Linked DNA regions of Homo sapiens: region 1 is linked to region 2. The links are chromatin contacts, found by Hi-C or POLR2A ChIA-PET in ENCODE. All regions are on one chromosome and are shown on one strand. The core of a region is the stretch at or near the end of the contact, and the rest is flanking DNA. Distances in the headings are between cores, read along the strand shown. Region 1 holds the start of ZNF701 (zinc finger protein 701). Region 2 holds the start of ZNF765-ZNF761 (ZNF765-ZNF761 readthrough).

Region 1 (7,367 bases), core at 761-3,260, 820 kb before region 2:
GGCAGGAGAACTGCTTGAACCCAGGACGTGGAGGTCGTAGTGAGCCGAGATCACATCACTGCATTCCAGCCTGGGCGACAGAGCAGGACGCCTTCCCAAAACAAAACAAAACAAAACAAAATGTGCTATACAATTTAGTTTCCTAATATCAATTTTAAAAAGTTTTCGTGTAAATAATTAGGAAAACTAAGCAGCCCCAGAGATAAGACCTCCTGGCATCATTGTCCCTTCTTATGGAGTGATAATGTAACCTTCCTTGAAGTGTATCACTCCATCACCAGTCAAGCTGCCGCAGCCTATGCACTGGACTTGAATGGAAAATGTGGTGGTTCTGGGAAAGCTTCTCTGTATTTCCTTGTGTGTGTGAAATGTTAATGTCTCTACTTGGGAACGCTGACCCCATTCATTTGGAGTTGAGGTTTCCAGGTGGCTATTCTCATGCTTTGTGTCCAAATAAACTCTATAATTAATAATGTATTCTAAATTTCATTATTTACTGCTGACATCAGTTTCTGTTGGATTGTAGGAGCCTCACCAGAGAGGGCACCTGTCCGCCATGCTGTAAAACTCACACTTGCCAAAAATACATGGGTTAGGGTTTCTCCCCCTCCCTCAGGATGATGCTAGTTAGCTGACACAGATGGTCACCTCCATTACCAAGTAGAGCCAGGATGAATTATGTGTGACCAAGGGTGTTGTCAAGTCCTCTTCCCTGAGGACTGATCAGTGTTTATCTTGAAAACATGTATTTGGGTTGTATAGAACAGTGAAGTTTCTTTCTCTCTTTTCAACCTCTCAACTGTCCTCTATTTCCCATCACATGCTGGTCTAAGGCCTATTTATTAATAAAATAGTTTTTATTTCTTTCTCTGTTATCGTCGTGAAGATGATTTCTCATTTAGGGGAAGATTTTTTTAGTTTTCAATTGTATTTTCTCAACATTTAAGAGCGAAGTGAAGAGTATTTCTTGGGCCAGGCACAGTGGTTCACGCCTGTAATCCCAGCATTTCAGGAGGCCGAGGCAGGCGGATCACTTGAAGTCAGGAGTTCGAGACCAGCCTGGCCAACATGGTGAAACCCCGTCTCTACCCAAAATACAAAAATTAGCCGGGCATGGTGGCCTGTGCCTGTAATGCCAGCTATTCCGGAGGCTGAGGCAGGAGAATCGCTTCAACCCAGGAGGCAGAGGCTGCAGTGAGCCGAGATGTCACCACTGCACTCCAGCCTGAGCGACAGAGAAATACTCCGTCTTAAAAAAAAAAAGAAAAGAAAAAAAAGAAAGTAATAGATCTCTTCCACAAATGTGCTGGGACAATTAACTGGATATCCACATGGAAAAGAATAATGTTGTATCCCTATCTCACACAATCAAAATTTTATTTTAAAAATTAAAAGAGACGATGAGGGGAGCCCTGCGGGAGGGTGTGTTACTTTGTCGCCCAGGCTGGCCTGGACCCCCAGGCTCAGTGATCCTCCCGCCTCTGGCCCTCAGGCTCCCGCCCACCTGGCCGCATTCCTGCTATGTTTAAGCAGTAGGTGGTGACTTCACTCCTCCCTGGCCTGAACACTCCGTCGCGCATCCCAGGCGGAGGCCCTAGGGAAGTCTCTGAAGCTGAGCACAGGGTGGACTCTCCCTCCTGAGTGAATGGAGAATAGAAAGGGAGAGGATTTCTGTTCTGTTCTGTGGGCCGTCAGCATGAAATTGTACGTTCCGCCCAGGCAGGGCTTTGCATTTTACATTCTTGTTTGCATCCCCGTTCCAGACAATTCCAGGGCTTTCGAATCGTGCTTCAGCCTTCCTGACCGCTCTCGCCTCCAAAGCCCGAAAAATAGAGTCGCTGGGAGCGAGGCTGAGAGACGCACAGGTCCCGCCCCGGCCCCGCCCTCTGCCGGTTCTAAAGGGCAAGGTCTCTCCGCCTGGGGCCCCGCCTCTACCTCGATCAGGCCCCGCCCACCTTCTCGTTGGCTCCACCCAGGCCTGGCTTTAGTCCTGTGCGCACACATCCGCGCAGACCAGGAAGCGGATCCCGTGGAGTGAAGGTCGCACCGCGGCGGTGAGTTTTGCTCTGTGTTGTATTAAGTCTGCACTCCCCATATCCCCGGCACTTCCGTACCTGGGACGTGGGGTCACCACAGACCTGTAAATTCTCGCCCATCTTCCTTCAACCAGAGCAAATGCAGACGTTCCCCTGGGAATCCGGAAGTCGCTTCCTTTTGTGTTTAAAGTCGCCCTGAGGCTGTTCCCGTCTCCAGTCTTTCTGCTACAGGGCGCTGTATACACTTCCTATCGCGTAGTTTCTGTGCTCAAAACCGTTTTTTAACTCCTCCCTCCCCGCGCTTTTCAAAGTCCTCACCCGAGATGTGTATTTCCGCCTGGGCGCCTCCCAGTCTCAACCTTTAGGCGCCTGAAGCGCAAACGTCGCGATCCCAGTCTCAGGGAGGCCGAGTTCTCTGCCTGGTGCTGGGATCTTGTGGACCCCACCGAAGGCGTCGTCGCACCCCACCTCCCGCCTCATGCTGGGCCTTGCTGCACCCCAAGTCTCCCCTTAGCAGTCACCACTTTCCTTGAGCCAGCGTTGGGGAGGTGCCAGGGGCCAGTCCTGTGACACGGTGTGTTCTTGCCTGCCTAGCTCCAACCCCTGAAAAATGAGCCTCTCTGGGATGCAGGCGTCTTACTTCAAACCCTCCTGTGATTGTGTGGGCTAAAGAGATCAGGAGACAGAGAGTAGTAGAAAACCTGAGACAGAGAAAAGAAGAATGAGAAAGACCCATAACAGATGGCAAAGTAGAGGATGGGTGAGGGATTTGCCAAGAGACAGCAAAAGTGAAAAAAAAAAGATAAGAAAGCAGGAGGAGAAAAGCAACTGGAGAAATGTAGAGAAAAGCTAGATGTACAGAGAGATGAAGGACAGACAGCAAGGTAGAGAGGGGCAGCAAAGAGGGAGGCTCATCAGAGTGAGAGAGAGAGAGAGAGAGAGGAGGAATTTGGAGCCAGGGCAGACAGAGCAGAGTGGTGCTGGTGGCAAGGAGAACAGAGGGAGAACCACAGCAGGGAGGACGCCTGGGGATCTGGGGTGCTAGAGAGTGGGGACGGGGGGTAAAACAGAGAAGAGAGAATTTAACAGGGAGAGCGGCAGAGATGCAGAGATGGGATAAGAGGCGGAAATATATGGAGATTGAGGACGATCGAAGAATTGGGGAGAAGGAGCAACAAGAGATTAAATAAGACGTGAGGATGGAGCCCAGGTAATTTTTGTATTTTTAGTAGAGACGGGGTTTCACCATGTTGGCCAGGCTGGTCTCGAACTCCTGACCTCAGGTGATCCACCCGCCTCGACCTCCCAAAGTGTTGGAATTACAGGCGTGAGCCACCGCACCTGGCCACCCAAGCATTCTTGATTGAAAAAGTTTGCTTATGTCTTAGTTCTACAGCTGACCCTCTTTCCCTGCTTTTTGTTTGTTTGTTTGCTTGTTTGTTTTGAGATGCACTTTCGCTCTTGTTGCCCAGGCTGGAGTGCAATGGTGTGATCTTGGGTCACCGCAACCCTTTTTGGTTTTTTTTTTGAGACGGAGTTTCGCTCTTGTTGCCCGTGCTGGAGTGCAATGGTGCGATCTCGGCTCACTGCAACCTCCACCTCCCGAGTTCAAGCGAGTCTCCTGCCTCAGCCTCCCTAGTAGCTGGGATTACAGGCATGTGCCACCACACCAGGCTAATTTTGTATTTTTAGTAGAGATGGGGTTTCTCCATATTGGTCAGGTTGGTCTTGAACTCCTGACCTCAGGTGATCTGCCCACCTCGGCTTCCCAAAGTGCTGGGATTATAGGCATGAGCCACCGAGCCCGGCCTACTCACCACCACCTTTACCTCCCGGTTTTAAGCGATTGTCCTGCCTCGGCCTTCCTGAGTAGCTGGAATTACAGGCAAGTGCCACAACATCTAGATAATTTTTGTATTTTTAGTAGAGATGGGGTTTCTCCATGTTGGTCAGGATGGTCTCGAACTCCCGACATCAGGTGATCCGCCTGCCTCGGCCTCCCAAAGTGCTGGGATTACAGGTGTGAGCCACCGCACTCAGCCTCCCTGTTTTGAAGGTAACTAGCTGTGTCTTTGTACATCTGCATTTTATAAATGTTACTGTAATTTTCTTGTGAGGAAGAATTAAATGTTGGGAATCAGTGGCATCAGAACTTGCAAAGGAAGTTTCTTTATCCCAGGTATGTGAAAGAGGCTTCTCTAATTTTCAAGGATAGTTTTGATAAGGCCAACCCTTTCCTTTATCCCTTCCAGGCCACCATGTAAGAATTCCGTTACATCTTTTCACTCATCTCAGACCTTCTCAGCGTGACTCGGTGAAAATGTCCCCGTTCTGAGGATGTCACAGCTAAATCTAAAGCAGATCATGTCAGTCCCTGGCAGGGAACCCTCCATGGGCTTCCTGTGTTCCCCAGGACAAAAGCCCAACTCCTCACTGTCACTCCACAGCCCTGTGTCCAGGGCCCCTGCCACTGTCCAGGCTCCTCCTGGGAACTTGCCCTCATCTCATGACTCCCTCTGCCCCAGTCACATTTGCTTTTCTCTTTTCCCAAACATCAAAACCCTTCCCGTCTCAGGTCATTTTCACTGCTCTTACCCTATTTCTCTAAATGCTCACAGCACTGTCCCTTTCTCCTTCAGGTCCTGGCTCAGAAATGTCTCCCATGCCCTCCCACCCCCAACTGAATTTCCCTCTGCCCATCAGTCTCTATCACATTACTCAGGTTTTATTATCTCTGTGTCAGTCACATCAGAAACACACTTTTTTTCTTTTTCCAAAGAGTCTCGCTCTGTCCTCCAGGCTGTGAGTGCAGTCTTGTGATCTTGGCTCACTGCAACCTTTGTCTCCTGAGTTCAAGCAATTCTTGTGCCTTAGTCTCCCAAGTAGCTGAGATTACAGGTGTGTGCCACCATACTCTGCTAATTTTTGTATTTGTATTTTATTTTATTTTTGAGTCTTACTCTGTTGCCCTGGCTGGAGTCCAGTGGTGCGATCTTGGCTCACTGCAACCTCCACCTTCCAGGTTCAAGCGATCCTCCAACCTCAGCCTCCCGAGTAGCTGGGCTTACCAATGCCCACCAAGCCCAGCTACTTTTTGTATTTTTAGTAGATATGGGGTTTCACCATGTTGGCCAGGCTGCTGTTGAACTCCTGAACTTGAGTAATCCTCCCACCTCAGCCTTCCAGAGTGCTAGTATTACAGGCATGAACCACCGCACCCAGCCCCAATTTTTGTGTTTTTAGTACAGACAGGTTTTCACCATGGTGGCCAGGCTGGTCTCAAACTCCTGAGCTCTACTGATCCTCCCCCTCAGCTTCCTAAGTAGCTGGGACCAGAGACACACAGACGTGCACCACCATACCTGGCTAAGTTTTTGTATTTTTGGTAGAGATGGGGTTTCACCATGTTGCCCAGGCTGGTCTCAAACTCCTGAGCTCAAGCGATGTACCCACCTTGGCTTCCCAGAGCGGTGGGATGACAGGCATGAGCCACCGCACCGAGCCTCTGCATGGGATTTGGTCAGGGCTGGGTCTGTGCCCTGAAAGGGAGCTCATTCCAGCCCAGCTCCCCACTGCTGCAGCGTGTGAGGGCTTCTCCAGGAGGGAAGCGAGAGTTTTCTTATAGAAATTTATTATCCCTGGTGCAGTGGGCAGCAGAGGTGACCATATTTTTTCAGAGTGAGGGCACCTTTGTATGTGTCATTGTGTTACAGGCAGGAGGTGTGTTGATTCTGAGCAGTAAACAACATATTTCTAACATTCAGGATTGACTTCTAAAGACTTGGTACGTGAGGAAAAAACACGGAAGAGGAAGAGGAAAGCAAAGGAGTCAGGGATGGCTCTTCTTCAGGTGAGATGATATTCTCGGGGGATTGTTCTGTCTCCTTCCTTTCAGAAATGCTGATCTTGGAGTTGGGAATCTTCTCTGAGTCTCAAGTGTCCTGCCTGACAGGTTTGCTCACACTCAACTCATGCCTTCCCTCAGTCCCTGTCATCTCACTTAGATTCCATCTCTTGTGACTGAGTGACATGAACTTGGGAAGAGGCTGCACTGGGCATGGTCCTGGGAAGGGCTCACACCCAGACATGTATGGAGATGGGGTGAGGGTCCCGCAGTGTCAGTGCTGTTGGGCAGCAGGGATTGTTCAGGGGCCACATCTGGATGCACTGTCAACTCTCTGTGGACCAGGATTAGAGCAGCTGCCAATGGAAGTGACCTATTAATGTGCACAAAGTACGTGGTAAATTCTAGAAAAGGAGACCAATAAGGGAAAATCTTTTCTCCCTAATTTTATACCACATTTTTAGGTAATTGAGTGAGTTACTGTGTTTCTGACTCAAAAAATTGTACTAATTAGAATGGAAAGTTCATAAACAGACATGAATGATACAGGGGTTTTATTCCATCCTTATTTAAAGAATATGAAATCAACCTAAATAATAGCAGGAGATTTATTAAACCATTCTTAGCAAATTAAGCTGATGGAGACAGTGGTGTTACTGTGGAGAGGCTTTTGAAACAGGTGTTTTTTGTAAAAATGGTTACAATTTTTCTCAAATATGGGAGCAGTACTTGCAGCTGCCAAATTATCCTTTTCCACCAAGATGAGATTCCTCTTCAGTTAAACAAAATTTGCATATATATATATATTTGTGTTTGTTTGTTTGTTTTTTCGAGACGGAGTCTCGCTCTGTTGCCCAGGCTGTAGTGCAGTGGCACGATCTCCGCTCACTGGAAGCTCCGCCTCCCAGGTTTACACCATTCTCCTGCCTCAGCCTCCTGAGTAGCTGGGACTACAGGCACCCCCCACCACGCCCGGATAATTTTTGTATTTTTTAGTAGAGACGGGGTTTCACCGTGTTAGCCAGGATGGTCTCGATCTCCTGACCTTGTGATCCACCCGCCTCAGCCCCCCAAAGTGCTGGGATTACAGGCATGAGCCACTGTGCCTGGCCTACTTTTTGTATTTTTAAAACCTTTATATATATACACACAACCCCATACATATACACACACATATATACATACACATACATATATACACACACACATATGTATATATTTTGAAAATCTGAGACAAATGACAACACTTTGTATTAACGTGGTTTTTTGTGAGTGTGTGTAGGTTTTATTTTTTTTTTAACATATACAAAATAGAATTTTGTACTTCGATTAATTTTATTTTCATGTATTTTATTTTATTTTGAGAGAGAGTCTTGCTTTGTTGCCCAGGCTAGAATGCCTTGGTGCAATCGCAGCTCACTGAAACCTCCACCATCAAGGTCAAGCCGTCCTCCCACCTCAGCCTTCCAAGTAGTTGGGACAACAGA
Region 2 (7,363 bases), core at 981-3,480:
GGTCAGGAGTTTGAGACCAGCCTGCCCAACATGGCGAAACCCTGTCACTACTAAAAATACAAAATTTAGCGGCTGGGCCAGGAGAATCGCTTGAACCCGGGAGGTGGAGGTTGCAGTGAGCAGGTGAGATCGTGTCACTGCACTCCAGCCTAGGCAACAGAGCGAGACTCTGTCTCAAACAAACAAACAAAAAATTAGACAGGCATGGTGGCGTGTGCCTGTAATCCCAGCTACTTGGGAGGCTGAGGCAGGAGAACTGCTTGAATCCAAGAGGTGGAGGTTGCAGTGAGCCGAGATCGCCCCACTGCACTCCAGCCTGGGCGAGTCTTGCCCTTATTTACAGGAAAAGAGTTCTCCTGTAAATAACTAGGAAGACTAAGCAGCCCCAGAGATAAGGCCTCCTGGGATCATTGTCCCTTTTTATGGAGTGATAACATAACCTTCCTTGAAGTGTATGACTCCGTCACCAATCAACTTGCTGCAACCTATGCACTGGTCTTGAATGGAAAATGTGTTGATTCTCCTAAAACTTCTCTGTCTTTCCCTGTGTGTGAAACCTTAACGTCTCTACTTGGGAACGTTGATCCCATTCATTAGGAGTTGATGTTTGCCGGTGGCTATCCTCATGCTTTGTGTTCAGATAAACTCTATACTTAATCATAAATTCTAAATGTTATTATTTACTGCTGACATCAGTTTCTGTCACATTGTAGGAGCCTCACCAGAGAGGGCACCTGTAGCCATGTTGTAAAACTCACACTTGTCAAAAAGACATGGGTTAGTGTTTCTCCCCCTCCCTCTGCATGAAGCTAATTAGCTGACACAGATGGTCACCTCCATTACCAACTAGAGCCAGGATGAACTATGTGTGACCAAGGGTGTTGTCAAGTCCTTTTCCCTGAGGACTGATTAGTGTTTATCTTGAAAACATGTACTTAATGGGTTGTATAGAACTGTGAAGTGTCTTTCTCTTTTTTCAACCTCTTAGCTCTTTGCCTCTATTTCCCATCACATTCTGGTCTAAGGCTTACTTATTAATAAAATGGTGTTTATTTCTTTCTCTATTATCGTCATGGAGATGTTTTGTCATTTGGGGGAAGATTTTTTTGTTTCGTTTTCAATTGTATTTTCTTAACAATTAGAAAGTGAAGTAAAAAGTATTTGGCCAGGCGCGGTGGCTCCCGCCTGTGATCCCAGCACTTTGAGGAGGCCCAGGCAGGTGGATCCCTTAAAGTCAAGAGTTTGAGACCACACTGGCCAACATGGTGAAACTCGTCTACAAAAATACAAAAATTAGCCGGGCATGGTGGCACGCGCCTGTAATTGCAGATACTCTGGAGGCTGAGGCAGGGGAATCGCTGAAACCCAGGAGGCAGAGGCTGCAGTGAGCCGAGATCCCATCACGGCACTCTAGCCTGGGCGACAGAGAAATACTCTGTCTCAAAACAAAAGAAATAAGTAAATAAATAAAGGAATAAATCTCTTCCAAAAATGTGCTGAGGCAACTAACTGGATATCCACATGGAAAAGAATACTGTTAGATCCCTATCTCACACAATCAAACTCTTATTTTAAAACGTTTAAAAAAAAAGGAAAAAAAAGAGAGAGTGACGAGGAAGGGAGCCCTGCGGGAGGGGGTGTTACATTGTCGCCCAGGCTGGCCTGGACCCCCAGGCTCAGCAATCCTCCCGCCGCTGCTTCCTGAGTAGCTGGGACCTCAGTCTCCCGCGCCCGCGCCCACATCCCTGCTGTGTTTATCCAGAAGGTGGTGACCTCACTCCTCGCTGGCCTGAGCATTCCGTCCCACATCCCAGGCGGTGGCCCTAGGGAAGTCTCTGCAGCTGAGCACAGGGTGGACTCTCCCTCCCAAGTGAATGGAGACTGGAAAGGGAGAGGATTTCTATTCTGTTTTGTGGGCTGTCAGCATGAAATCGTACGTTCCATCCAGGCAGGGCTTTGCATTTTACATTCCAGTTTGCATCCCCGTTCCAGACAATTCCAGGGCTTTTGAATCATGCCTCAGCCTTCCTGGCCGGTCTCGCCTCCAAAACCCGAAAACTGAGGCCCTGGGAGCCAGGCTGAGAGACTCACAGGTCCCGCCACAGCCCCGCCCTCTGTCGGTTCTAAAGGGTAAAGTCTCTCTGCCCCGCCCCTACCTCGCCCAAGCCCGCCCACCTCCTCGCGGGTCCCGCCCAGGCCTGGCTTCTTTCCTGCGCGCGCAGCTTCGCGCAGACCCGGAAGCGGACGGCGTGGAGTGACTATCCCACCGCCGCGGGTGAGTTTCGCTCTGTTTTGTATTAAGTCTGTGCTTCCCAGGTCCCTGGCGCTTCTGTACCTGGGGCGTGGGGTCTCCACTAACCTGGAAATTCTCAGCCGTCTTCCTTCACCCAGAGCAAGTTGAGACGACCCCGTGAGAGTCCGGGGGTCGCTTCCTTTTGGGTTTAAGGTCCCCCTGAGGCTGGTCCCGTCCCGGGTGTTTCTGCTATAGGGCAATGTATACACTTTCTATCACGTAGTTTTCCTGCTCTGAAACTTTTTCTGACTCCTCCCGTCCCGCGCTTTTTAAAGTCCTCACCCGAGAGGTGAATTCCCTCCCTGAGCGCCTCCCAGTCTCGCCCTCGTTGGCAGCTGGACGCAGCGCGGCGGCCCCAGCCCCAAGGAGGCCGCGTCCTCTGTCTGGTCCTGGGATCCTGCAGACCCCACCCTTGTCTTAAGGCGCCGTGGCGCCGCCGCCTCCCTCCTTTTGCGGGCCCTACTGCTCCCCAGGTTCGCCTCCACAGTCACTGCTTTCCCTGAGCCCGAGTTAGGGAGGTGCCCGGGGCCTGTCCTGTGACACGGGGTGTTCTTGCCTGCCCAGCTCCAGCCCCTGGAAAATGCGCTCCCCCGGGATGCAGGCGTTTTGCTCCAAACCCTCCTGTGTCTTATCCAAAGCCTCCGGTGCTTGTGTAGGCTAAAGGGATCAGGAGACAGACGTAGAGCAGTAGAAAACCTGAGACAGAAAAGAAGAATAAAAAAGACTCATAACAGATGGCAAAGTAGAGGATGGGTGAGGGATTTGCCAGACACAGCAAATGTGGGGGAAAAAAAAAAAAAGGAGGAGAAAAGCAACTGGAGAAATGTAGAGAAAAGGTAGATGTACAGAGAGATGAAGGACAGAGAGCAAGGTAGGGAGAGGGACAGCAAAGAGGGAGGCTCATCAGAGTGAGGGAGAGGAGGAGGGATTTGGAGCCAGGGCAGACAGAGCAGAGTGGTGCTGGTGGCAAGGAGAACAGAGGGAGAAGCACAGCAGGGAGGACACCTGGGGATCTGGGGTGCTAGAGAGTGGGGATGAGGGTATAACAGGGAAGAGAGAATGTAACAGGGAGAGCAGAGGAGGCGCAGAGATGGTGTTGCGGGAAACTAAGTACTAGAGAGACCGGTATGCGGGAGACAGAACGATGTTTATTTAAGGTACGCACCGGCTCAGTGGATTTACATCTAAAAAGCTGAGCATTTCAACAAAGACAGAGTGGGGTTTTTATAAGCAGGCTTACAGAAGCAAAATAAAAGCAGTTAATCATGTAATGATTGGTCACATAATCTATAGCATAGCATAACTTGTGGCCTTGCATAGCTGGTGGTCTTGTAGCTGCATTGAAAGAAAAACAAGAACAGCTAAATACAGACTTTTTTTTTCTTCACTCTTGTTCTAAAGTGGGGTTTTCTGGAGCTCATTCCTTTGGCTTCAGCTGCACAAAAAGCGTTATCTTATAACTGTCCTTGAAGTGAGCTTGCTAGGCAGAGGAAAACTTGTTCTTCTTTTCTTTTTAACCCTTGCCTTGCCTGTTAGTTTTTTGGAGTGAATGAATGCATATTGATTTTTTAAATTTCTGCCTCAGTTTTCTCCCTTTGCTGCTTTTTATAAATAAGGTTTTAATAGAAAGCACCACTATTACTGGATTCTTCATGAAAGAGCAGGTTTTCTTCTTTAGGCACAGGCTGATATTTATATGGAGCTATTAGCTGAGTGGTAGTCTGCCTAGTCACAATTGCTTCTATAGTTGATTGAACGTTCTTAACAAGGAGAGGTGAGGTAAGGGAGTATTAAACCAATTCTTAGTATTTCTAGAACCACTCCTGTTAAGGTTTTGAATCGACTGAAGGAGGAAAACCAGCCTCTAAAGAGGGACTCGGGAGTCTACTTTGTCTAAGTCTGGACTGGAACATGGGATAATTTTTTTATTCTTGCAGTTACTTCTATAACAGCCTTCCTATTGTCATTGATTTCTAGGCAGCAATTAGTTAGATTAAACTTTCTACATACTCCTCCTTCCTAGGCTAGGAGGTAGTCGAAAGCTAATCTATTTTGGTAGATGGCATTTCTCATTTTTGTGGCTTGCTGGGCCAGTAAGTCTAATGCATTTGCTGTTTCATTAGTGATGATTCCAAGTACTGCTTGCAACTTTATGATGCGGTTAAGCGTGTAAACTTAAGTGTGCCCGGCTCAATTTTTGAATTTTTAGTAGAGACAGGGTTTCACCATGTTGGCCAGGCTGGTCTCGAACTCCTGAGCTCAAGCGATCCTCACACCTCAGCCTCCTAAGTAACTGGGACCACAGACACACAGACGTGCACAACCATGCCTGGCTAAGTTTTTGTACTTTTGGTAGAGATGGGGTTTCACCACGTTGCCCAGGCTGGTCTCAAACCTGAGCTCAAGAGATCTACGCACCTCGGCCTCCCAGAGTGCTGGGATGACAGGCATGAGCCACCGCACCCAGCCTTTGCATGAGGTTTGGTCAGGCCTGGGTCTGTGCCCTAAAGGGGAGCTCATCCCACCCCAGCTCCCCACTGCTGCAGCGTGTGTGTGGGCTTCTCCGGGAGGGGAGTGGGAGTTTTCCTGTAGGAGTTTATTGTCCCTGGTGTGGTCGGCAGCATAGGGGACCGTATGTCCTCAGGATGAGGTCTCCTTTGTATGTGTTGTTGTGTTACAGGGAGGGGATATGTTGATTCTGAGCAATAAACAACATATTTCTAACATTCAGGATTGACTTCTAAAGACTCTTGGTATGTGAGGAAGAAACCTGGAAGAGGAAGAGGAAAGCAAAGGAGTCAGGGATGGCTCTTCCTCAGGTGAGATGATATTCTTGGTGGATTGTTCTGTCTCCTTCTTTTCAGAAATGCTGACCTTGGAGTTTGGAATCTTCTCTGAGTCTGAAGCATCTTGCCTGACAGGTTTGCTCGCACTCACCCATGCCTTCCTTCATTCCCTCTTATCTTGCTTAGATTCCATCTCCCATGATCCAGTGACATGAACTTGGGAAGAGGCTGCACTGGGCATGGTCCTGGGAAGGGCTCACACCCAGACATGGATGGAGATGGGGTGAGGGTCCCATGGTGTCAGTGCTGTTGGGCAGCAGGGATTGTTCAGGGGCTACATCTGGATGCTCTGTCAGCTCTCTGTAGACCAGGATTAGAGCAACTGCCAATGGAAGTCATGTATTCATGTGCACAAAGTATGTGGTAAATTCTAGAAAAGGTGACCAATATGGAGCAATTTTTTCTGCCTGATTTTATACTACATTTTTAGGTAATTGAGTGAGTTACTGTGTTTCTGACTCCAACTATCTTACTAATTAGAATGGAAAGTTCATACACAGACATGAATGATACAAGATGTTTTATTCCGTCTTTATTTTAAGAATAGGAAATCAACCTGAATAATAGCAGGAGATTCATTCAACCATTCTTAGCACATTACGCTCATGGAGACTGTGGGGTTCCTGTGGAGAGGCTTGTGAAACAGGTGTTTTGGTTATAATTTTTATTATCAGTACTATTATATTATGATAATATTATTATATTTCACATATATGAAGTCTTGCTTTGTCGCCCAGGCTGAAGTGCAGTGGCATGATCTTGGCTCACAGCAACCTCCACCTTCCGGGTTCAAGTGATTCTCCTGCCTCAGCCTCCCGAGTAGCTGGGATTATAGGTGTGCACCACCACGCCCAGCTAATTTTGTTGTATTTTTATTAGTGACGAGTATCACCATGTTGGCCAGGCTGGTCTCAAACTACTGACTTCAGGTGATCTGCCTGCCTCAGCCTCCTGGAGTGCTGGGATTACAGGTATAAGCCACCATGCCCAGCCCCAATGATTATTATTAAATATATATTTTTCTTTTTTTTAAAATTATTATTATACTTTAAGTTTTAGGGTACATGTGCACAATGTGCAGGTTAGTTACATATGTATACATGTGCCATATTGGTGTGCTGCACCCATTAACTCATCATTTAGCATTAGGTATATCTCCTAATGCTATCCCTCCCCCCTCCCCCACCCCACAACAGTCCCCAAAATATATATTTTTCTATTTAAACATCACATAGTGAATATATTTGTTTTGTGGTAAAACTCCAAGCAAAGCTGCAGCTTAGACCCTTTGCCATCAGGCATCTCCCTTCCCTGTTACATCCTCCACCCTTCTTCCAAACTCACTGGGGAGTCACCACTGTCAGTTCTGTGCCAGGCGTCAGAGCAAGTCTCATACACATGTATTTCTGCATCATATGAGACTTTAGAAAAAATTATTCAATAAATTGAAAAAAAAATAACTTTTTTACAAAAATTAGCCTGGCGTGATGGCACGTGCCCCTAATCCCAGCTATTCAGGAAGCTGAGGCAGGAGAATCACTTGAACCTGGGAAGCAGACATTGCAGTGAGCTGAGATTGTGCCACTGCACCCCAGCCTGGGCACAGATCAAGACTCCATCTCAAAAAAAAAAAAAAATTTTTACGTTTGGGGCCATATGTTCCGGTTTCTTACATAGGTAAACTAGGGTCATCGGGGTTTGTTGTTCAGGTTATTTCATCACTCTGGTGTTAAGTCCCGTACCCAATAGTTATTTTTTATTTATTTATTTTTTTGAGACTGAGTTTTGCTCTTTTTGTCCAGGCTGGAGCATAATGGCATGATCTCAACTCACTGCAACCTCTGCCTCCCGGGTTCAAGTGATTCTCCTGCCTCAGCCTCCTGAGTAGCTGAAATTACAGGGGCCTGCTACCATGCCTTGATAATTTTTGTATTTTTAGTAGAGACAGGGTTTCACCATGTGGGCCAGGCTGATCTTGAACTCCTGACATTTGATCCACCTGCCTCAGCCACTCAAAGTGGTGGGATTACAGGCATGAGCCACCGCATCTGGCCCCCAGTAGTTATTTTTTCTAGTCTTCTCCTTCCTCCCACCCTCCACCCTCAAGTAGACGCCAGTGTCTGTTGTTTTCTTTGTGCTCCAGTAAATATTTTACTTCGATATTTGATCCTGCTGGTTGTGAAAATTTACATGTTCTCATGTTAGTAAACGTGGATAGCTTGCT

The links. A loop is a pair of places that touch in the nucleus more often than their neighbours do. ChIA-PET counts read pairs that join two places held with the same protein, here RNA polymerase II (POLR2A). Pooled maps may share reads with other maps.
Region 1: a pooled map shows a loop between it and region 2 (5-fold over the local background). The contact joins the promoter of ZNF701 here to the promoter of ZNF765-ZNF761 in region 2. A Hi-C loop is called at or near these places in 6 of 50 pooled maps. POLR2A ChIA-PET finds 5 or more read pairs at or near these places in 2 of 52 experiments (GM10248 and MCF 10A).

The regions. Positions count from the first base shown.
Region 1 is chr19:52,568,277-52,575,643 of GRCh38, forward strand. ZNF701 (zinc finger protein 701) reads left to right here and starts at 2,011. Exons shown (of 4, transcript NM_018260.3): 1 at 2,011-2,054; 2 at 5,801-5,886. The coding sequence starts at 5,872. It also overlaps a transcript of ZNF808 not described here. RefSeq lists enhancers at 611-1,220, 2,030-2,279, 2,440-3,048.
Region 2 is chr19:53,392,919-53,400,281 of GRCh38, forward strand. ZNF765-ZNF761 (ZNF765-ZNF761 readthrough) reads left to right here and starts at 2,231. Exons shown (of 13, transcript NM_001350496.2): 1 at 2,231-2,275; 2 at 5,025-5,112. It overlaps ZNF765 (zinc finger protein 765), which reads left to right and starts at 2,231. Exons shown (of 4, transcript NM_001040185.3): 1 at 2,231-2,275; 2 at 5,025-5,112. The coding sequence starts at 5,098. RefSeq lists a silencer at 2,101-2,300.